4 separate regions of the Homo sapiens genome follow, and regions 1, 3 and 4 are each linked to region 2. A link is a loop called in an ENCODE intact Hi-C map of the cell type or tissue named here. Cell type or tissue: GM12878. All regions are shown on one strand. Each heading gives the region's core, and the rest is flanking DNA. Links, peaks and the distances in the headings are about the cores only. Region 1 overlaps CFAP20DC-DT (CFAP20DC divergent transcript). Region 2 overlaps CFAP20DC-DT (CFAP20DC divergent transcript). Region 3 overlaps CFAP20DC-DT (CFAP20DC divergent transcript). Region 4 overlaps CFAP20DC-DT (CFAP20DC divergent transcript).

Evidence for each region. Hi-C counts contacts between places; a loop is a spot of excess contacts. Peaks named below come from ENCODE experiments on the same cell type or tissue, not always from the same donor. Only the 100,000 strongest peaks of a DNase experiment are listed, where the experiment ranks them.
Region 1: a loop joins it to region 2, with 9 times the contacts of the local background. A loop is called at or near these places in 1 of 110 quality-filtered maps.
Region 3: it touches region 2 in a loop (2.7-fold over the local background); 1 of 110 quality-filtered maps calls a loop at or near these places.
Region 4: it touches region 2 in a loop (7-fold over the local background); 1 of 110 quality-filtered maps calls a loop at or near these places.

Annotation. Positions count from the first base shown.
Region 1 is chr3:59,563,631-59,569,193 of GRCh38, reverse strand. All of the region lies in intron 6 of CFAP20DC-DT (CFAP20DC divergent transcript), which reads right to left. Among named protein-coding and RNA genes, the nearest start is that of CFAP20DC-DT, 480 kb to the right of the region's middle. In GM12878, for the core only: no CTCF peak of the experiment used is centred there; a DNase peak (open chromatin) is centred at 2,493; H3K27ac peaks cover 1,499 bases.
Region 2 is chr3:59,382,973-59,388,535 of GRCh38, reverse strand. The region is part of intron 5 of CFAP20DC-DT (CFAP20DC divergent transcript); the gene reads right to left. Among named protein-coding and RNA genes, the nearest start is that of CFAP20DC-DT, 300 kb to the right of the region's middle. RefSeq lists a silencer at 2,074-2,133 and an enhancer at 2,304-2,363. In GM12878, for the core only: no CTCF peak of the experiment used is centred there; a DNase peak (open chromatin) is centred at 2,155; H3K4me3 peaks cover 572 bases; H3K27ac peaks cover 2,873 bases.
Region 3 is chr3:59,244,092-59,249,654 of GRCh38, reverse strand. All of the region lies in intron 4 of CFAP20DC-DT (CFAP20DC divergent transcript), which reads right to left. Among named protein-coding and RNA genes, the nearest start is that of CFAP20DC-DT, 160 kb to the right of the region's middle. In GM12878, for the core only: no CTCF peak of the experiment used is centred there; DNase peaks (open chromatin) are centred at 2,134 and 2,714; H3K27ac peaks cover 1,771 bases.
Region 4 is chr3:59,477,542-59,483,104 of GRCh38, reverse strand. All of the region lies in intron 5 of CFAP20DC-DT (CFAP20DC divergent transcript), which reads right to left. Among named protein-coding and RNA genes, the nearest start is that of CFAP20DC-DT, 390 kb to the right of the region's middle. In GM12878, for the core only: no CTCF peak of the experiment used is centred there; a DNase peak (open chromatin) is centred at 2,314; H3K27ac peaks cover 2,239 bases.

The DNA.
Region 1 (5,563 bases), core at 121-5,120, 180 kb before region 2:
CCATCATGGACACACGTTCTGCATTGGTCTTCCCACGTCTGTCTGGTGCAGGACGGGGTAGCCCTTCAAAGCAGCATGTTAGCTTTAGGCACCTCCTTCAGAGGAAGCACTCCATGGAAGAAATAAAAAAGGCTGAATGTTATTTTAATTGAATTTGTTTTCAATTTATTCTCAGCTGTCTAGGGAAAAACCTTTAACACTCACATCATTTGATTCCTTTTTACTTTGTGTCCATTATCCTCATAATGAGCTTTTAACGCATTAATGCAGCCCTGTTTGCCAAAGAGTAATTCAGTTGCTCAAATCAATAAGTAGCAAAAGCATAAAAATGTACCAAATTGAGACAATGAACCAGAGTATAAATGGAAACCTTCATCTTCCACTTCCTTAAAAGTGGGGGCTGCATTCTGGTGACCTTCTGATGCTACAGTATCAAGGTGAATATGCAGAAATTCCTCTACTTCATAAATTCCAATTCTCAAATGTCCATCGAACCATCAGAGCTAAATGTTGGAGCCAACAGGAAGCTCCCCTGCCTGTCAGTGGCATTTAGCCTCAGCCTTCCCATCTGCAGTTTTTTCCCAGCAGTGTGCTGTAGTTGAAGCAATATCTTGTTATAAAAGTATTTGCAATGAAAAGGGGAAAATCGTAATGCAAACTTCTATGGAATTTTTTTAAGGTTCAAAGGAGGTAAAGAAGAGTGGGAGCTTTTGCCATCTTCCTCTATGGTTCATGCCTCTAAACATCCATATAGATGACATCTATTGCTCATCGTGTAGTGCCACCTTAGGCGTAAAGAAAGTAAAACAGCTCTTCATATTGTAATATAGGAACTCCTTTTGAGGGCTTAGCATGCTGCTTAATCCCAGCAAGAAGGAAGATTTGCTCTGGTACCCTTCCCACAATGGTAGCAGAGAGAGGATGATGCCTTGGGATTCAACTAATCCAGAGCTTCTCCCATGCCTACCTCTGCCAGGATCTTAGCCTACACCAACTGAGAAGCTCATAATCATCGAGTAGAGAGCTTATATATACCTTTCTCCTATGAGTTCTGTCCCTCTAAAGAACCCTAATATAGAAGTAAGAAACAGCTAGAAAAAGAGGAGTCTAGAGTCCAGATAACATTTCAGTCATCAAACCTCCCCAGCTTCCCTGATCCTTGCCTTTCTGAGACTTGGCTGCTCAGCATGTCCAGACTGGTGCGCTTCCCCCAACATTCTTTCAGGAAGTACTGGGGAGCTCATAATGATCGAATGGAGATCCCAAACTGTGTTCAAGTCAACACTGCTTCTCTGAAATTTGATCAGACATTCCAAGAAAAATGCATTTGCTTCAGGAACTTTGGGAATCCCTGCATACTCAATTTGTCTCTATGATACTCCAAAGTGCATCAGCAACAAGTTCTGCAGCAAAGAATTCTACTTATTTTGGTTTAATTTGACATTTTCCATACTTGTTTGACTGAAAAAGCTTTAAAAAATTTAAAATATTTTAATAAAAAACACCAATTCACATGGTAGAATACAAGGAAAGTATTTAACCTAAGAATCATTTTAAGAAAACTTAGTGTTATCACTGGTCATTAGAGAAATGCAAATCAAAACCACAACGGGATACCATCTCATGCCAGTTAGAATGGTGATTATTTAAAAGTCAGGAAACAACAGATGCTGACGAGGCTGTGGACAAATAGGAATGCTTTTACACTGTTGGTGGGACTGTAAATTAGTTCAACCATTGTGGAAGACAGTGTGACAATTCCTAAAGGATCTAGAACCAGAAATACCATTTGAAGCAGCCATCCCATTACTGGGTATATACTCAAAGGATTAGAAATCATTCTACTGTAAAGACACATGTACACATGTTTATTGCAGCACTATTTACAATAGCAAATACTTGGAACCAACCCAAATGCCCATCAGAGATAGACTGGATACAGAAAATGTGGCACATATACACTATGGAATACTGTGCAGCCATAACAAAGAATGAGATCATGTCCTTTGCAGGGACATGGATGAAGCTGGAAGCCATCATCCTAAGCCAACTAACACAGGAAAAGAAAACCAAACACCACATGTTCTCACTCATAAGTGGGAGTTGAACAATGAGAACGCATGGACACAGGGAGGGGAACATCACACACTGGGGCCTGTCAGGGGGTGGGGGCGCAAGGGGAGGGAGAGCATTAGGACAAACACCTAATGCATGCAGGGCTTAAAGCCTAGATGACGGGTTGACAGGTGCAGCAAACCACCATGGCACTTGTATACTTACGTAACAAAACTGCACGTTCTGCACATGTATCTCAGAACTTAAAGTAAAAGAAAGAAAGAAAGAAAACTTAATGTATCACAACCCAAACTGGGTTTTCATGTTTTGACAAATGTTTTCATGTCACATCATCCTCCTAACCAAACTATGCCACTGTTGTCTCTTTCAGTCTCCCCCGCAAAGCATCAGGTCCTTTAGGGCAAATGTGAGGCCTTATGCATTTGTAAGTAGGTATTCATTACCTACTCAGTTACTCATTAGGTAAGTGAGTGTGAAAGAAGAAAAGCTATTTAGGACTCATTTCTTTGCCAATGACAAAAACCTAGATCAGACAGCCTGAGAACGTTAAGTACTTACTGAAAGAATGCCGGAAGAAGTGCACAGGTCTGGACATGCTGAGCAGCCAAGTCTCAGAAAGGAAAGGATCAGGGAAGCCGGGGAGATTTGATGATTTAAGTATTATCTGGACTCTGGACTCCTCTTTTTCTAGCTGTTTCTTACTTCTATTCTCTATTAGGGTTCTTTACAGGGACAGAACTAATAGGATAGATGTTTACAAAAAGGGGAGTTTATTAAGGAGTATCGACTCACATGATCACAAGGTGAGGTCCCACAATAGGCCATCTGCAAGCTGAGGAGTAAGAAAGCCAGTCTGAGTCCCAAAACCTCAAAAGTAGGGAAGCTGACAGTGCAGCCTTCAGTCTGTGGCCAAAGGCCTGAGAGCCCCTGGCAAACCACTTGTGTAAGCGGAAAAGTACCAAAGCTGAAGAATTTGGAGTCCGATGTTCGAGGGCAGGGAGCATCCAGCACAGGAGAAAAATGTAGGTTGGGAGACTAAGCCAGTCTAGTCTTTCCATGTTCTTCTGCCTGCTTTTATTCTGGCTTCTCTGGCAGCTGATTAGATGGTGCCCACCCAGATTGAGCATGGGTCTGCCTTTCCCAGTCCACTGACTCAAATGTTAATCTCCTTTGGCAATAACCTCACAGACACACCCATGAACAATACTTTGCATCCTTCAATGCAACCAAGTTAACATTCAGTATCACCATCACATGTTCCTTTCTGCAAGCTGGCTTTGTTCTCCCAAATAGCCAATCCTCATAGCTATACAACTAAAGAAAAAAAGTGACACCCTCTTAAAAATTTCCTGAGAAGAATTCTAATTGGCTTGACTCATGGCCTGGGCCTACTATGATTGGCCCGCTTGAATCTTGTGCCCATTCCTGAGAGTGGGTACTGTGTTTAGAAGCCCTTATGAGAATCATGTAGTTGGAGTACGGAAAAAACGACCCCCTAAAGAAGCAGGAGAGATGTGTTTCACACAAAAGGAAGGTGTTCAGGTTGACATATTATGCATGTCTATACAGACATGAAGAAAGGACTACTGGTTCTGGGGAGAGAATCATAACCATTCTTCCCCTTCCTTCATGCTCTCTAAAATCAGCCAAACCACATACATGTTGTTATGGACAAAGCAGCCCACTTAGTTCAGGTGCTGCCCTTGCATTCTGCGTATAACCTGTGTCTGCTTCTCCCAGGAGGAAAGCACACGGGGCTAATTGCATTAGCAGGTGCAGTACTATGTTGGTGATTCTGTGCCTAATCTGCTCATTATGCAGCTGATGTCATTTTATAAGTGGAGAGAAATAGTGTTATCACAGGAGAAATGAGCTCTCTTGCTTCTTGAGAAATTCTCTTAAGCCTAGACAAAGGGGTTTTAAGTTTATCAGCCTCCCCTTTGTGACACCTCATTCTAAATGATGTATTAATCATTTGTTGATTATACAGATCAATTAAAGAGGTTTTACAGGTTAGGTTAATTAAATCTTTGGTAGAACTTCCTATTTATTTAGACCTTCTGCTTTGCAATTATAAAACACCACCCAACCAGCATGTTGACTTTTAATAAGTTGCAAACAAGGGTCGTAAAAGAACATATTCCCCTCATTGTACTCCTTATAAAGTGTTCTTTTTTCTATTACATCTCTCTGCATAGTTATATCCACCTGCTAATCCATCCCATCCAGCCAGCCATCTATCAGTCAGCCTGTATGTCTATCTTGGTATGGTTTGCGCTACCAAAACTCATGTTGAAATTTGATCCCTAATGTGGCAGTGTTGGCAGGTGGGGGCCTAATGGGAGGTGTCTGGGTCATGGAGGTGGAGCCCTTATGAATAAATTAATGCCCTCCCAGGAGCTAAATGAGTTCTTAGTAATGGATTAGTTCCCAGGAGAGTGGGTTGTTACAAAGAGTCTGGCTTCCCTGGTTTTTCTCTCTCGCTGTGTGATCTCTTTGCACAGTTTCTGCCATGAGTTGAAGCAGCCTGAGGCCCTCACCAGATGTAGCTGCCAAATCTTGAACTTCCAGCCTCCAGAATTGTGAGCCAAATAAACCTTTTCCCTTCATAAATTATGTAGCCTCAGGTATTCTGCTATAGCATTAAAAAACAAACTAAGACATCTACCTGCCTATCTACCTACCAACAAAGATTTTTAAATCTGGTAGCCTTGTCCAAGTAGATGCTTATCATCAGTATCATGCAGAGGCATGTGATTGTTCAGAGTTAGAAAATGGCAACCCCACCTCCTACCTGAGGAATTTGGGTAGATCCAGGCTCAGTGTTCCCTAACTGCCTTAGTCTCTGGACCAATCACAAGTGGCGATGCTCTGGTGGCAGAAACAGACCACAATTCAAATGCACATCAGTGTACTGTATACCAAGAATCACTCCTTCAGAGCCATTGGAATGAAAACCATTACCAACACCAGTTTGTCTGCCCAGAAGACCAACCACAACTATGTAGACTCACTCATCAACCATAAGGCCTGTGGGACATTTTTGTACCCCCCAACTCCTGCCTTCTTCAACTCCACTGACTCTTAGATTTTAACATCCCTCCAAACTCCATCTCCAGAATCAGGTCATGTTTGCAGCAGAGAACAGCAAGGAAAAGGTTGGACTCCCTAATGAACAATCTCTTGAGGAAGTATCTTTAAAAATAAAACACTGTTCTCATGCACACCCACACCTCACAGAGCCTGCCTGGGACCACAGAATCCAGCACGCTCTCATTCACCACTTGCCCCTCCTCACCTCGCACTCCTAGCCAAACTCTCCTGGCACTCACGGTCACTTTTTTTGTCTGTTTTTAAATATTTACGTCTCAATGAAAAATTTGTGATTTTATGCACACTCAGAACAGACAGACCCATGCCCCATGTTTAATGATATACGTAGCTCATTTCATGTATTTTTGAGGGTTCTAGTTCTTTCCAATGCTGC
Region 2 (5,563 bases), core at 226-5,225:
CTCATGTAGAGAGAAACTGAGGCCTTCCACCAGACTGCCAGAGAGTGAGACTTTAGATCACCGCAGCCCTGCTGACCTCCTAACCACCACCTCCTAAGCCAGAACCTCCTGAGAAATCCTGAGCCAGAACCACTTAGCTACTAAGCCTCTCTTGAATTCTTGACTCCCAGAAACTATGTGATAATAGATGTTAGTTGTTTTAAGCTGCTAAGGTTGGGTCAACTTGTTACGCAGCAATAGATAAATAATACAACAACCATATTAGTGTCAAACTGTTCTTTGATTTAGAAAGAAGAGAAAAGGAAGGGGAGGCAAGAAATGAGATCAGGATTCAGTTCAACATTTTTACCAAGGCAAGTAATTCAAGTTATCTTAACTTCTTTCCCTGGAGGCCAGGGAATTATATAAAGATCCAGAGAATTTCCTAGAAATGATTTTTGAAATTAATCATCTTCCTGCATAGACATTCTCAGACTCATGTTCCAGGTGGCAGCTGGGGAAGCTACACTGAATATCGCCACCTACCTCCCACCAGGGATTTCCAAACTGCTTATTTATCAAGCAGCCTTTTAAATAGGATATGTTATATAAACAGAGCCTAGCAAAGGACTGTGCACAAGATAGGCACTCGATAAACGTATTTTGGCGGAGCAATGGCTGCTGTGTTTATTCTTTTAATTAGCAAACACTTGAGTTCATATTCAAGTCAAAAAGACTAAATAACAAAACCTGAAACCAAGGTTAAAATCATGCTCCGTTTCTCTGTACTCATACGTAAGGAACTTTCTTTTCTTTTAGCATATGCCATGAGACAGTTGCATGAGAAGTTACTCTAAGAGAAAAGTATTTGATGTTCGTGTCTTCTAACACTGAGAATGGAAAATCTACCCAGCAACTCACGAATCAAAGAACACTTAATAGAAAAATAGGCTTGAGCAGCACTGTTTGTTGCGTTCTTTTATAGGAAAATTGAAAACATAGGATCACAAGGGTCAGATGGTTACTATTGGAATCTGGCTCCTATGAAACATAATATGTACCATTTCCCCCACCAAAATTGTGTTACTTTGTCCAAGTCACCCAATGGGGCACAGGATAAGGTGTTTTTCTGATGCACATAACCACCTAGGTTTCAAAAGGACATCTATTTAAAAGTGAGGTCCTGAAGAACACCAACAGTGACAGAAAAATGATATTTTTCTGTAACCTCAGCATCACAGAGAATAGTTCCATAAGAAATAGTTGACAAAAACAGAAAACTTTATTATTGAACATATATAGCACTATTCGGCAAAAATCCAATGCTGATGGCAACTTCCAAAACTAGGCCTTCTACCTTCTAGAGACTCTCATTCTGTACTAGAGTTTTAAGAAACTCAGAACACTTTACAGATCAAGGTGCCTTTATGACTTTGTTTTGTGGATGGATCTGTGTGTCAATAAGAAATTTTTAAAAATATCAAACAAATAGCAACTATCAAGGAAGTAGGAGAGAAGAGGGGTACAACAAAGAAAAATCAAACTTGAGGTACAATTTCACATGATCTTGCACATGGGGTTTAATAAGGTTTCAAAGTCAGCTAATTATAAAACTCTATAGATTAAATAATTGGCCCATGAAAGCTTTTATTAAAATGTCACCTGGATATCCCACTCCAAAAACATCCAATGCCATCTTGGTGTGAGTAGCCAGCTGCTGGCTTCTGAACAAAGGCTTTGAGTTTAGACTCAATATGGTGCTGTTGCTTTGAAATCTTGGAAGGAAGGAAACTACTCAGTGTCTCTTGCTTGATCCAAAGCATCCCTCATAAAAGTCTGCAGTGTCTCAACTGAAAATCAAAATGAGAACATCCTATATACATTAATGGTGGCCACAAATTTCAAAGAAGAAGGAGAAATGTATATAGAGCTGAGAAAAATAAGTGTGTAGCAACCCATTTTATTTCTAAGAGACGTCTAGAATTTCACAGCTCTGAAGAGAAAGGCAGAAAAACAAATAATTATTTGAAACAAAACGAAAACTTTGCTTAATCAATCTGTTAAAAGCTGTTGTGAAAGCATTTTTCTTCTCAAAGCGGAACTAGCTTACTCATTACCTCTTTCTTCCAATGAGTAATCCCTCCCTCTCTTCTCATTACCAGAAATACCTACTACCTCTTTCCATATGGAAAGTGAAACCCGACATTTTCTTTTCTAATAACAGCATCTGCGAAAATCACACTCTGTCCTGGATTTGCAGAGCACTTTCCTGCTTCATCCTCATAGAATCAGGCACTGAGTAAATGGGTAACAAATATCTGTGAGAGTGAACACACTGGACCTAAAGGTATAAGCAATGGCAATAAGAGTAATTCGGGTGCCATTGGGGGCTAAGAGCATGCGATAATCTCCTCTCTATAAAATTCCCAGAGGTCACTCAGACAGACAAATTTAAATTTCTCCTGAGTTGGAAGGTTCATTTCCCCTGGAGCTACATAGGCCACACTTGGACACCTTTAATTCTTAGAAAAGCACTCATCTATATTAAATGGAAATTTGCTCCCTGGAATTTCTACCCATCAGGCTCTGTTTTGACCCCTGGGGCTCCAGGACAAATCCCATGCTTGTCCATATCGCAGCTCTCTGGTGACTGGATATCACAGCTCTCTGGTGACTGGATGGCTGCTGTCTCATCTCCCATGAGTGGCATTTTCCCAGTGGTCAATCCTAGTGAAACAGGAAAAGTTCCCTTGTCCCCCTTGCAGGGCGTGCGATGGGGGTGTGGCTCGCTTCTTCAGTGCCCTGCCACTCAAACCTCTAGGGAAGCACACAGACGGGCAGGCTGTGGGGCCCCAACCTAACGGCAGTGTCCAGCGGTGAATGTTTACAGCTGAAGCCCCAGTGGGTGTGTATTACAGGGTGCTGTTTTAGTTTAGCCATCCATAGGTGGCTTGTGTTAGTCAGCTCAATTAGACCCCTGTCTTATCACAAGGACAGAGGGCTTTCTGTATCCTGGGATTCTTGCCTTGGTGTACCAGAAGAATCGGATCATACATGGGCTTGGAGAATGAATGCAAGGTTTTATTGCATGGAAGTAGCTCTCAGCAGATGGAGGAGCCAGAAGGGAGATGGTTTTCCCGTGGAGTACGGCCGCTTGGCCGCCCGACTCTTTTCCAACCACCTCAGCCACACTCCGCATTGTTCTGCCAGTCGATGGCCTGCCAGTGTGCTGGTGTTGTGCTACACTGGTGCATTCCTCTCGACATCCAGCCACCCATGTGTTCCTCTGCTGATGTGCTCCTCTTGACGTCCAGCCACCTTTGTGTCTGCCTGCTAGGGTTTCTAGGTTTTTATAGGCACAGGATGACAGTGTGGCAGGCCAGGGTGGTCCTGGGAAATGCAATATTTGGCCACAAATGCAGGAGTCCCTCTTCTCACCTAGGTCCGTGGGCACCGGCCGGGGGTGGAACCCTCACCAGGGACCATGTCCTTTTCTTCCCAGCACCTCTCTGCCCCCCTTCCATATCACTAAGTCGTTAGCGGTTCTTCTGTGGGCATGTTTCTGGCAGTGTGTTTTGAAGTCTAGTGCGAAAGGCCTCTACATTGTAAGTACCTGAGGAGAACCTTCATTGTGCAAATTTCAGAGTCCCCTCTTCAAACGCTGTATCAGATTCTCTGGGGTTGAGTCCTAGAATCTGACTAGATTTAGCAAATGCCCAGAAGACTCTTAAGCACACCACAGAATTCTCACCAGCCTCATCACTCACCTCTCAATGGGCCCCTTTGAACAATCACCTAGGACGTCTTCCAGTAGCCAGGTGTAACCTACAAGAAACGCGCTGTAGATAGTTCAAATGACTGCATGAAAGAAATACAATTAAACTTTGGAAATGGTCTGTGAAATCAGAGCTGTAATTAACTCAAAATGGTATTCACCCAGTGTTGAGGGCAATGTGCCACCGGATGCCTCTATGCGTGGCATGAGCTAGGTGGCTTTACGGGTGATGCCTGTTTAATCTTCCTGACCAGCAAGATCAGTATTTTGCCCATGTTCTATAGATGAGAAGACTGAGACTCCTTAGGGATGAGTGATTGATTTGTTTAATATCACAGAGCTGGGAAATCGAACCCAGATCCCTCTCAACCCAAAGCCTATATTTTCTCTCCTACTGACCCTCCACTCCCCACCTAGAGGTACTGAAAGAAACATACTTGATTTCTGCAATTCTATTTTTCGATATGGTCCCTAACAGACTCCTGCTGCAATGTATGGAAGGAGGACCTGCAAGAATGATGATCTTATTTTAAACTTTTGTCTCTGACTCATTCACTGGATTCCTGAGTGACGTGTTTAATATGCAGATAACACTTTCATGGTGGGATTGGCAATTATCTGCCATTCCCTAGCTCAGGACTCTGGACTCAAGTGAATGGGATGTGATAAAATGACACTTAAAATGGAGCTTGAGGAGTTCAGTGTGAGCTTCAAAGACATAATCCACAATGGTGCACAGGACCGAAAAATTTCCCCCTAAATTCAGTCTGTCTACAATACTATTTTTAATCTTTTTACATGGCAGCAGGAAAGAAACACCTAATGGAAATAACTTTGGGTAGCAGTAGGTAAGAGAGAAAACCACTGTGTTAAAGGAAAGAGCACCAGCACAGGAAACAAGATTTTTTAATTGGTTCAGTTCTTGATACCCCAGGCCGATATTTTGAGCAAGTAGGGACAGCAAAAGCACTACCTACGAAAGCTATTCCATCCAACCTCCCACCCCAAGATGGAAAATGCCAAATAAGCAAAGACACCTACACAAAAAGTTCATGTCTTTATTTAGAAACTCTCATTCTGCTGTTAGGAGAAAGTTCCTAGTAAAGACAGCCAGTGGCTCAGTAGAGATGAAACTGTCAAGCAGAAAGAGAAATCACACAATTAAGAAAGACTCAGAATTCAATTCCTCAGGCTCTCATTCCCATAGTGGGCATGAAGCCCCTTTCTGACCCAATATAGCTTCCCCCTCAAATCTAAAAAGCAGAGCATTCTCAGTTCAGCCTGGGAGCCATGAATGCTGCATAAAGATGATGGCGGACTCAAGAACCTCCAGCATTTCCTGACAATGTTTATAAGGTGAACTTTGTTCCATCCACAATTACTTGTTCCCTTCTCCTGGGTTCAGCAAGGTAACCAGAATAATGTCAGGAGGTGTGACTGCCTCAAAGAAAGCAGAAGAGGAATAATGCCTGGTGTTCCATTTATTTGAAGTCACAGCCATATTACATTATCATGGATGGACCTTGCTAGGTCTCCATTCTGGCAGCACCAAATTGGAACTAAGAAGGTGTTTCAGTGAAGAATCTGTGCAGCTATTTCTGGGAACAAAAGCAGGCCAACTGCAGCAGGGGCCGTGTTAAGACAAATGGCCCACTCTTGAGTGGCGTACCATAATGTCTCTACGATTAGATGGATGAGAGGTTATAGTATGCCATAGATAGCCACAGGACATCCACTGATAATCACACATTTTGTTCTACTGACAGATAACAGCAGCCCACAAATGAGATGAGCCTCCTCTGTATACAC
Region 3 (5,563 bases), core at 219-5,218, 140 kb after region 2:
TTTTCAGGTTATCCATTTTTTTATGTGTCACTGGCCAAGTTCTTGAGTGCTGTGCCCAGTGCCATTTCCCCCATAGGCCTTGTGTTTTTTATTACACAATCGTGTATAGTGTGGTGATTTTCAGAAACGCATGTGCATCCTTAGAGCAGAACCGACTGCACTCACCGTAAGGGTAAAAGTGGCCATAGACAATAGGTAAATGAATGAGCAGGCTATGTTCCAATAAAACTTCATTTACCAAAACAGACAGCAGATCAGACTGAACCCATGACCTTACATTGTTGACCTTACTTTCTTTGTGTTATCTCTCTACCCTGCACATGATTCAGTTGCTGCACTCAGCACCAGATAGTGATTTATTTATTTAAATGTCCCTCTCCCCAACCAGGCCATGAGCTCCATGTGAGCTGAGATTCTTTTATTCATCCCTCTCCCCAGCATCCAGCATTGTGCCTGGAACACAATGGGCTCTCAGTGAAGTTTGCTGAGTAATTTAATGAGGAAGTGCCCTCCTCACCCAGCAGATATGCCAACCCCACAAAACAAGAATTGTCCTCTTGCATTTCCCATTCCAGCATTACACTTTAACATTCAGATTCAGATGTAAGTAATATTTAATGAACCCTGTCTACTCAGCACATTGGAGTAACAACATGATTTTCTGTAATTTCATGTTATCCATCAAGAGAAACCCAAAAGATATATATTATTATTTTCATTTCATGGGTGAGGGAATTAAATCTCTGAGTCTTTAAATAATTGCCCTAAGTCACACAGCTAGCTACAGTGTACTTCAGAAATGTTCTGTGTAATAGTCCATTATCACGCTGTGATAAAGACATACCTGAGACTGGGTAATTTATAAAGTAAAAGAGGTTTATTGGATTCACAGTTCCACGTGGCTGGGGAGGCCTCACAATTATGGTGGAAGGTGAAAGGCACATCTTACATGGCAGCAGGCAAGAGAGAATGAGAAGCAAGCAAAAGGGATTTCCCCTTATAAAACCATTAGATCTCATGAGACTTATTCACTACCACAAAAACAGTGTGGGTGCAACCGCCTCCATGATTCAATTATCTCCCACTGGGTCCCTCCCACGACAGGTGAGAATTACAGGATCCACAATTCCAGATGAGATTTGGGTGGGAACACAGACAAACCATATCATCACTATGGGTCCTGGAGGGAGAACATATAACCCTGTCTGAGGGTACCCTCTCCTTGACTTCCTTTCCTCTCTCTCCACAGCAAATGTGTCATGGTGCTGACTTTCTATAAGATAGGTTTGCCTAACAAAAAGGAATGCCAAAGGAGGAAATTTTCCTACAGAAATAGTTTCTTAAAATCTCTTCCTTCAAAGCTGTTGAGGATATTATAGTAACCTAAACAAGGAAGCTTTTGAAACAAAATAGATGAGGTTCCTGTTACCTACAAAAAATAAAGGTTAATATTGTCTAAAATAATCATTAATTTTCAGAAGGCTCTAGAAGTTCTTTGGTTCTTATGCAATGGCTTGGTTTTATAGGATCACACTGGTTTTTACTCAGCCTTAAGCATTCCTACATTTTGTATACTGTTTACAGAATGCGAAAGGGTTTCAGTTTCACCTGATTTTCTTCAACACACAATAGCAAGAAAGTATTTATTTGGCTCATTCTTTATTTATGTAAGAAATTTAAGGGACTATGAACAGCATCTTGCCTGAAGTGGCAAAATTACCATCTGGAGTCTGCAAATGTGAGTCAAAGGAATCTCCGAGAAAAGCAGAATGCTTAAAACCCACCTGGCCCCATTACTGCTACAGAACCTTGTTCAAAGGCCCATGATCCAGCCAGCTCCTAAAGGTATGAAGTCTTGGCAAGACGGCCCAAGGCATTTCCTTGTAGGCCACCCTGGCCCTGCCTGGTTCTTAGCAGAGCATATCACCAATAGCCCGAGGGAGGAGAAGGTTTTCTGCTCCTTGGTATGCTTCCACCGTGGCTGAATGCCTGCAGTGCAGTGTGTACACAATCCACCTTATGAGACAGATGGAAATTGAGTTATAGCAAATAAATCATATGGCACTGCTTTTAGTGATGTCTTTCTATAGGGACTCTTCCTGTTGACTAAGTGTGGCCTTGTAGCTCCTTGATTAGCCACACAGATGTTTGGTTGATATTTGACTCCTGTGAGACATTTCTTACTTAAAGACTTGTGGTTTCTCAACATACAGAGTTCTGCCCCTTAGTGTGAGGAGTTTTGTGAGTGGGTTATTATAATTACATTCATGCTGCAGATACACACCCATGCCAACACACACATAAACACACAGTTATGAACCAAATCACCCACACCCCCAAAGTTGCCATACCTCACCCTATCCAAATATTTCATGGAAATGTTGGAGCTTGTGAAAGCAGATGATGAATTGCACTTTGTAGTTCAAGTATCTCTTTTACTATTCTCTGAATAGATATCCTACCAAAAAGCCAAAAGATGCCTACTGAAGAGGTAACCATTTTTGGAATCAGAGAGATAAGGGTTGGAATTCCAGCTTTACTAATTAGTGGCCGTGTATCCGTGGGCAAATTAGATCCTCTAAGTCTCAAATCCAAATCTATAAGGTTAGAATATTAATGCTGCCTACCTCATGAAGTTTTTGTGAGGAAAGTCCCTAGTAGCACAGTTCATTGAGTATTGTGTGTGTGTGTGTGTGTGTGTGCATGCATGCATGAGTGCACACACACGCATATCTTGTTTTATGGGGTGGGGTGGAGTATTAATAAATACTATTTCCCTTCCCAGGTGACTTGCAGTTTTAAGGGCTGGCCACATTCTGGGTAGTTTCTGGTCAGAATATACAGAGCTCAGGAAACTGCATTGTTGGGTAACCAGATCTATTTAATGAGAACAAAGATAACACAGTCAGGTTTATCTAAGTAGTGAATAGTATTTGAATCATGTTACACCAAATTTAGAAAAACCAAGAAAAAGAGACTAACATTGAGCACCCATAGTGTGCCAGAGACTTAAATTGCTTTATTTAGTCCTCAAACCAAATGAGGAGACTGAGGCTCAAAGAGATGAAGTATTTTAGCTCAGAATACCCAGCTTGTGCTGCCAACTCCAACACCGGCAAGTGGGTCTGAAAGACTGGGCTTAGTTTTGCCTGGGTGCCTCTCACCTCCTCAAAGCCAATTATTTAAAATGTGGGCAGTTACACAATAATGACGCACATGAATAGAGACAAACAACATAGGACTAGAATCCCGGGAAGGCCTGTCTGAGGCAGCAGAGACAAGGAATAACAAATCAAGCATCAGCACTGGTGAAAAAATACACACAGACTTGATGAAGAGGCACTACTAGAGTCCGAAGAAGTCAATTCATGACTGAACATTGCTGATGTGCGTACAACAGACAATTCCATCACTTTTCTGAGATGCGAGCATGAGAAGTAGCCACACAGTTGGAGACCTGGAGACGTGCCAATTCCTTTGCAGATGAGGCAGAAAAGATAAATGGAACAGTCAAAACTTTGTGCTTCAAAACTTTAAACAAAGAGCGGAGATTCACTGATTGGGGTCAATTCTTAGGATGAACCAAAAAAGAGTCAACCTTGATTAACATCCTTTTGCATCATCAAAAGGAGATAGGTCAAGATAAGGTAATTGTAAGGTAAACTGCTGACCACACACAGCTGTTAAAGGAGTCATGCGCCAGCCAAAAGTGGGCAGATTTATTTCCTCAGGGGGCCTAGAAGCTCTGCCATCCCATAATTCTTCATAAAAAGCTAAATTCCTCTGCAATGACTTTTAAACTCCCATGATTTTTTTTCTAACGACATGACAGGACAGCAAAACAAAGACATAATTCTTTTCTATCTTATGAGCTAAACTGCTCCTTCTCTTGATTAGTGGCTAATTGCATATTATTTCCTCTCTGCCGAGGGAAACTGCAATGGAGAACCCCTAAGCTGCATGGTAGAATCACCCAGGGAGCTTTTAAAAAAATGATTCCTGGCCCTGCCCCAGACCTAAGGACTCAGAATATCTGAGAGAGATGAGTCCAGGAATTTGTATTTTTAAAAATCTCCCCAGGTAATTCAAATATGCAGGAGGGTACAGAACACTGGATAATGCCAAGCACCTCGACTTCGTGATAAGAAACAGGTCTGTGGCTGGGATTCAAATTCTGGCTTCACCACTGATTAACTCTATGACAACAGACAAAACACTGCCCTTTCTAAGAACTTCCTCTCCAATGTCCAATAAAATAAAGATATTCCGGCTGCAAGGTCAAATGACAGAGCATACTGAAGACTTTTATAAAAATAGTTAAGTATTACCATAATGTCAATCATATGTAATAGTTAAATTGAGTATGTTTTACAGATAAAGATAACCTACCTTTCCTAGGAAACTGTACAGCAGCTTTTATTCCGGTAATTTTTTTTTATTTTATTCTGAGACTTTGAGTAAGGCCATCTTAGGCTAGCTGACTTGGATGAATAAATAAAAATAATTGGGATCTCTTTAAACTTTTAGTGGCAAGCAAATTAAAAAGTGTATTTCTCTAGATGACGAAAAGGATAGTCCCTGAAGCTAATGAAGCTCTGATTTATGCTCAGGTTCATGCTACTAAGGAGCTTATCCTCCTACAGAGAAAAACATTTCCCCTCAGGACACAGCAAGTTCCTATGCTAGTAACTGAGGCACGCAGTTCTTGTTGCATGCTAAAAGTGAGAACACTTAGTTATTCCTAAACAGTCACTTATTGGTCACTAGGTAGGAAATGAAAACAGATGTTTTCTCTAAATTGCCTCTGATCAATTGATTTGAGAGGTGCTAAAGATTAAGTCATAGGCAGGAGCTTCCATAAAATTAGCAAAATAAAATAAGCTATATTCCTATATTATCAACCAAAATCTCCTAAGGGAAAAAAGTTTGCAGTTTCAGCCCAGGATGCACGTCCTATTAGGCGAAGTATTGAAATGCAGTACTCAACAAAACTGGATGGTGGTTTGGAAAAGGAAAGGAAACCAGAGGCGCAACATTTGGGTAGCTATGGGAAGTTTATAAAGCAAGGAATCCAAAGGCCCAGAGACAATGCCACAAGTTTGTACGTGCCAGCAGAGCTCCAGGCCTGCCAGCTTTCCAGTTGCAGTGTTAGTCCACAGAATGAAAGAGAGAGTGCATCAGAAAGGGATGTGCGTTCAAGTGGTCATCTTTGTTATAAAAATTTTGCACACCATCAAAAGGGGCATTAGAGAATTAAATGAATTATTGTGCATCTCTAAAATAGAATATCGAGAAGTCATTATGCAAAATGTTATAGAATAATATTTTTGATATGGGAAATTGTTGACAATTTATTAGGTTTTAAAAAGCAAGCTATGTTTATATGATGCCATTTTATTAAAAGTGAATTGGATATATAATATAAAGAATACTAGAGTCATTCATTTATTTATTCATAACCACAAATTCTTACTGGGTCCATTTCATAATTCTGGACGTGGGACATAACAGTAGAAAAATAAGTTCCCTGCTTCACGGAGCTTAGATTCTAGAGACAGGCTAT
Region 4 (5,563 bases), core at 315-5,314, 94 kb before region 2:
GGGAGTTTCTAAGGTGGCACATGCGTAGGGAGCAAGGGCATTGCCACGGTCAATAATTCCGAGGAAATGAACAGCCTCGCCTGCCTAATGGATCTCTCCAATTTCCTCTATTGGGATCCAACTTGGGATTAGTCACTCGACAGATTTTTCAACAGTTCCTCTAGACTATGCTTTCTTTCAAAGCAATTTGGTAAGTGTCAGCTGAGCATCTGGGCTAACTTTCATGACTAAGGCCTTTTTATTAAAGACACCTTCCATGTGGTACTGATATGTTCTCATGCCTTCCTTTTTGAACCAGTGGTAGCCTTTGATTTTCTGTATGACTTTATTTTTCTCAGTATATGACTAGCAAAATACACACTCCTGCATACCACACACACACACACACTTTATAGGGGAAAAAAAGTGTCCATGAGGCATTCTTATCACTTTCTACTCCCTCCCTAGTGTCAACATCATTTTACATAAGTTTTTCATTTCAGTATCATTTTTGATTTATAGAAACATTGCAAAGGTGGTACATAAAATTCCTATATATCCCTCACCCAGTTGAGTTTCCTCTAATGTTACCACATTACTGTTACATTTGTCAAAAGCAGGAAATCAATATTTAGTAAACTCTGGACATGATTCGGATTTTACTCGTTTTTTCACTGATGTCCTCTTTCTGTCCCAAGACTCAATCCAGGGAACTTCACTGCATTTGGTCCTCACGTTTCCTTGGTTTTCTCTGGTCTGTGAGAATTTCTGTTTTTGTTTGGAATGACCTTGACAAGTTTGAGGAGTACCAGTTAGGTATTTTGTAGATCATCCCACAATTCAGGTTTGTCTGCTGGTTTTCTTGTGATTAGCTTGGGGTTATGAGTTTTGCCAAGAATGCCACAAACATGAATGCCTTTCTTGTTATATCATACTAAGTGGTATGTGCTATCAATAAAACTTCTCACCAGCAATGCTAAGCTTCATCACCTGGCCAAGGTAGAATTTGCGAGGTTTCTCCTCTGTAAACCTTTGTTTGTTTTTAAAGCAGCGAAGGCTCAAAATGCACTGTCATATTTAGGCAGTATTTCTAAATATTATGTTGCTCAAGTAGTAAAATGTAAAGTGCCACTACTAGGTTAGTCTCCTTAATCATAGAGGCTGAGAGAAGTTGAGTGGGAAGTTAGAAAGTATTTGGGGGACAAATGAGGAAAAAGGAGAAGGATATAAGTTGGTTTCAAATTTAGCTTTAATTTCCAAATTCTGTAGTAAAAAGATTCTTTCAAATAAGATACTCATTTATGTTGGCCAACTGGTTAGTTTCAGCCTTGTAGAATTTAGCCTGAGACCCCTTCGTTAGTTATAAACAAGTCAAGCTGATACCCACTTCTAAACTTTTTAGATATTTTACATTGAAATTAGCAATTGCCAATTTAAAGTCTACTTTGCCTTTCAGAAGAACTGAGAATATAGGTCTGTGTAACTAATTCAACTGTATCTTGGAGGGAAAAAGGCAAACAAAAAGAGCAGTTCAATTTATTGAACAACATATGAATTAGCGCCTAGTATATAATGTTCCTTATATATTCTTCATGGTAACAAAATCTGTATGGTAGTAGAGAGCCCTGCTTCTCAAAGTATGAACCCTAATCAGCTGCATTGATGTCACCTGGGAGAAATGCAGTCTCAGGTCTCACCCTGGAGCTCTGGAATGAGAACCTTTATTTTAACTGGATCCCCAGGTGCCTCCTGTACTTTCCAGTTTGAAGCACCCTGCCCTAGAGACCATTACCGATGAAACCTCTATTTGAAAGACAAACATCGTGCTCATGAAAAATATATGTGTATAGACTTTAGTCCCTCAGTCCTCAAGCCAATGATAATGTATACGTTTTAGAAACACAGTTTGCTAAAAAAAAAAAATTGATATTAATCTGTCAATTTTGCTTTCAAAAGCAAAATTGTTCTTTTGAACAAATCTGCTAACTGGTTACATCTTAAGGTAACCTATGCACCCAGATATATCCCTTTAACACAATCTTTCTTTAAAAAAAAGATTGGAAAAATAAAGATACATTTTAAAATGCAGATATACAGAAAGTAGAGCCTCACAGTTTGAATTTCATCTCATAACTGAGAGACAGGACAGGTTTCTGGTTCCCACGGTTTGTGACAAGTTCTTTCTCCTCTGTGCCCTGCTGCTACTTGCACTCCTAGTGGGTCTTCCAGGCAACAAACTTTTGTTTTTAATCATTACATGAAGATGAGGTTTAAAACATGCTTTCAGGACACACGTACAGTGGTTAATTTGTGAATGGTTGTATGTTAGTTTTAAAAAACCACACACACACGCTAAATCACATGATGGCGATTCTTACAGATTTCCAAATGCCAAAAGGAAAATTCCATATCTCCTTTGCTCTAAGTTTGGTGAAAAAAAGAAACATGTCCAAGAAGTTATAACTGAAAGTAGACCGGGCATGAGGAAGGACTTCCTACCATTTGGGGTGAGGAAATTGCAGGGCAGTAGAATGAGTCATGGACAAAAAAACATCAAAGGCAGCCCAACTGTCAGCTGCCAGAAATGCTAACATGCACAGATGTAAAACATGACTGAAGGAAGCAAAGCAGGAAAATTCTGGAGCGAGACAGAGTGAGATTCATGTCCACCCCAGCCCCCACCAACTGTGTGACATTGGGCAAGGTACTCAACCACTCTTAAGCCTGTTTATCTGTAAAATGGGATCGTAATTGTACATAGTTTGGAGGGGTGGCATAAGGCTTTCATGACACAATGCCCATCAAATACATACTAAAAAACTTAGCTATTATCAGTATTATCACCATTATTGTCATATATAAGAATGTATATCAAGTGCTTTGCACAATGCAGGCACATATAATTACTTAGTAAATAATGGGCTATTATTATTGTGATGGTAGTACATTCCTTGATTTTTTTAGAATTTCAAATTTCAGAAAATGATAGAACAGATTGTAAAACTTGGTCAAAAACTAAAGTCCTTCCAGCCCACATGGCCTCACTATACCCAGGCCCCCTCCCCACATGAGCCTCTGAACACTGGCTTCTAATTCTCCTTCGGGCTTCCCTCTCTCGCTGAGGGGAATGTCCCCTAACATGACATGAAGGATAAGGTCAATTATGATTTGGAAGAAGAATCCAGTCCCTAGGCTGAGACACAATGTTTTTTCAAAGAGACATAACAAAGGTCACCCTAGAGACAACTTTTCTTAACAGATGATTCTCCTGGGCTAGAAAAGCCAAAATGGACCTCAACGTGAATAACCTGCCAGCATCCTGCATTTTGACAGCTACAATTCTTCCTTTTTCAATTTCAATTCTTATTGATTTTGAAGATTCTCATTCCGGAGATGTATGCCGTCATTGTACTACAGTGTTTAGCAATTTATCTGTGCCTGCTTTTATATGCTAGATTGATTCTTTCCTATCGAAGCTGCAGGTGGGAGAGCGCCCGGGTTGCTATCTGGTGCCCTCTCTGCTCACAAGTGATTAAACTGAGACATTTCACGCTCTCACCTGAGGAAAAAATGCTAAAGTAAGCCTAGTGCCAGGGGGAGGTTCACATTTGGTAATGAAGCAGTGGAAGTTGGCAATGAACTCGATGAACTCCTTCTGAGAAGAAAGGCATAAATTAGGGAGAAGTGGAATCTGAGTGGGGCAAGGGCAACACAGACATTGCTCTGAATTTCCATTCAAAATCCCCAGATTTCCCTCTGGGAAGTCAATAGAGAACTGCATTAAATGATTAAATACTTGCTTGGTTCCGGTTACGGTTGGAAATGGTGAGCATTTTTTTTAAAACATGTGAAAATAGCTAGAAAAGATTAGGAAGTGTGGAGAGTGCAAATGAAATGAACCTGGATGAGAGTACATTTCTTACCGCTAGTTTTTCCAAAAAATAAATTTGAGAGTAAATAGTGACATTTACTTAAGTTAATCTACTCATGGTGAATAACTGTAAGAAAAATGTTCCAAAATTTAGAGATTAAAGCACAACTCAAAACATTTAGGGATCAAAATGATTACTTATCTTTTCCCTTTAGCCTAATTTCAATTATTTCATCTGTAGGGACTATGATCATTGTGTTTCCTTTTTGTTGGTGAAGGTGTTTCTTTATGTCAACACACTTTTCCTCACCCTTTCTTCTGTTTCCATTGGAAGTGCTTCCCAGATTCCGTGTAACATAAAAGGACTGTCAGTCATGGGGCTTTCTCCCACCCCCCGAATTGATCCTCTTGGCCAAATACTGCATGGGACTTTACTTATGCTAAATAAAAAATTGTTTTGAGTAGATAAAGAAAACGTGGTATGTAAAAACCATGGAATACTAATCAGCCATGAAACAGAATGAAATAATGGCCTTTGCAGAAATGTGGAAGAAGTTGAAGGCTATTATTCAAAGTGAACTAACTCAAGAATGGAACACCAAACATCGTATGCTATCACTTATAAATGGAAACCAAACTATAAGGATGCAAAGGGATAAGAATAATACAATGGACTTTGGGGACTTGGGGGGAAGGTTAGCAGGGGGGTGAGGAATAAAAGACTATATATTGATACAGTATAAGCTGCTCAGTTGATGGGTGCACCAAATCTCAGAAATCGCCACTAAAGAACATATTCATGTAACCAAAAAAAACACCTGTTCCCCAAAAGCTACTGAAATAAAATAAAAATTAAAAGTTAGTAATCATGACTGACATGGATAGTCAACACTTTATCATTTCATACTCACTAGAAAGACACTTTTCAGGACCTTCATATATATATATATATGTGTGTGTGTGTGTGTATACATATATATGAGAGAGTTTTTTAAAAACTCCAATATAACTGGGTTGTCTGGGATCTACTTAAACTAAAACATTACTTGTTCATCTGAAGTTCAGATTTAACTGGGAATCCTGTATTTTATCTGTCAATCTTATGTTGCACCCACCTGTTCACTTGCCAATGCCCTTGTTTATGTCCCGTAAAATATGTGGCTGGTCTCTCATTCCATAAGGCAGCAATTATCAAGTGCCACCATCCTGTCAATCCGCGGGAGTTTGGGATAAACTACGTTATTCCCAGCTGGTTTTTTCAGTAGTATAGCCCTTACCTGGCCTTATCTTTGCTACAGCTGAGGAGTCCCCAACCCATGTGAGAGCACCACCATTGAGACTTGTTATCGTCAAGAGAAGAGACAACTACTGACTTAGGGAAGATGCAGTATATTGTTGTGTTATTGACAGATAAAGGCTAAGACAGCCTACCCTAGGATACTTCCACTGTGCTGTGGGGACAGTGCTTTCATCCCAAGAAAGGGTTGCCTCCCACAAACAAAATGGCTAAGGAAAGACAGTGGAACTGAGCAGGATGGAGTAAATGAGGCAGGTTACTCTCAGTGAGGGTTCACCTTTGCTCCTTCACTGTTCCTAGGTGACCACTTTACTCAAATGTGACCAGTCCATTTCACGTGTTCTTTGGTTTTGGTGGGAGTATGTAAGTTTGCATGGGACTACATGCCCATGCATATGTGTTCTTGGGGCAGGGAG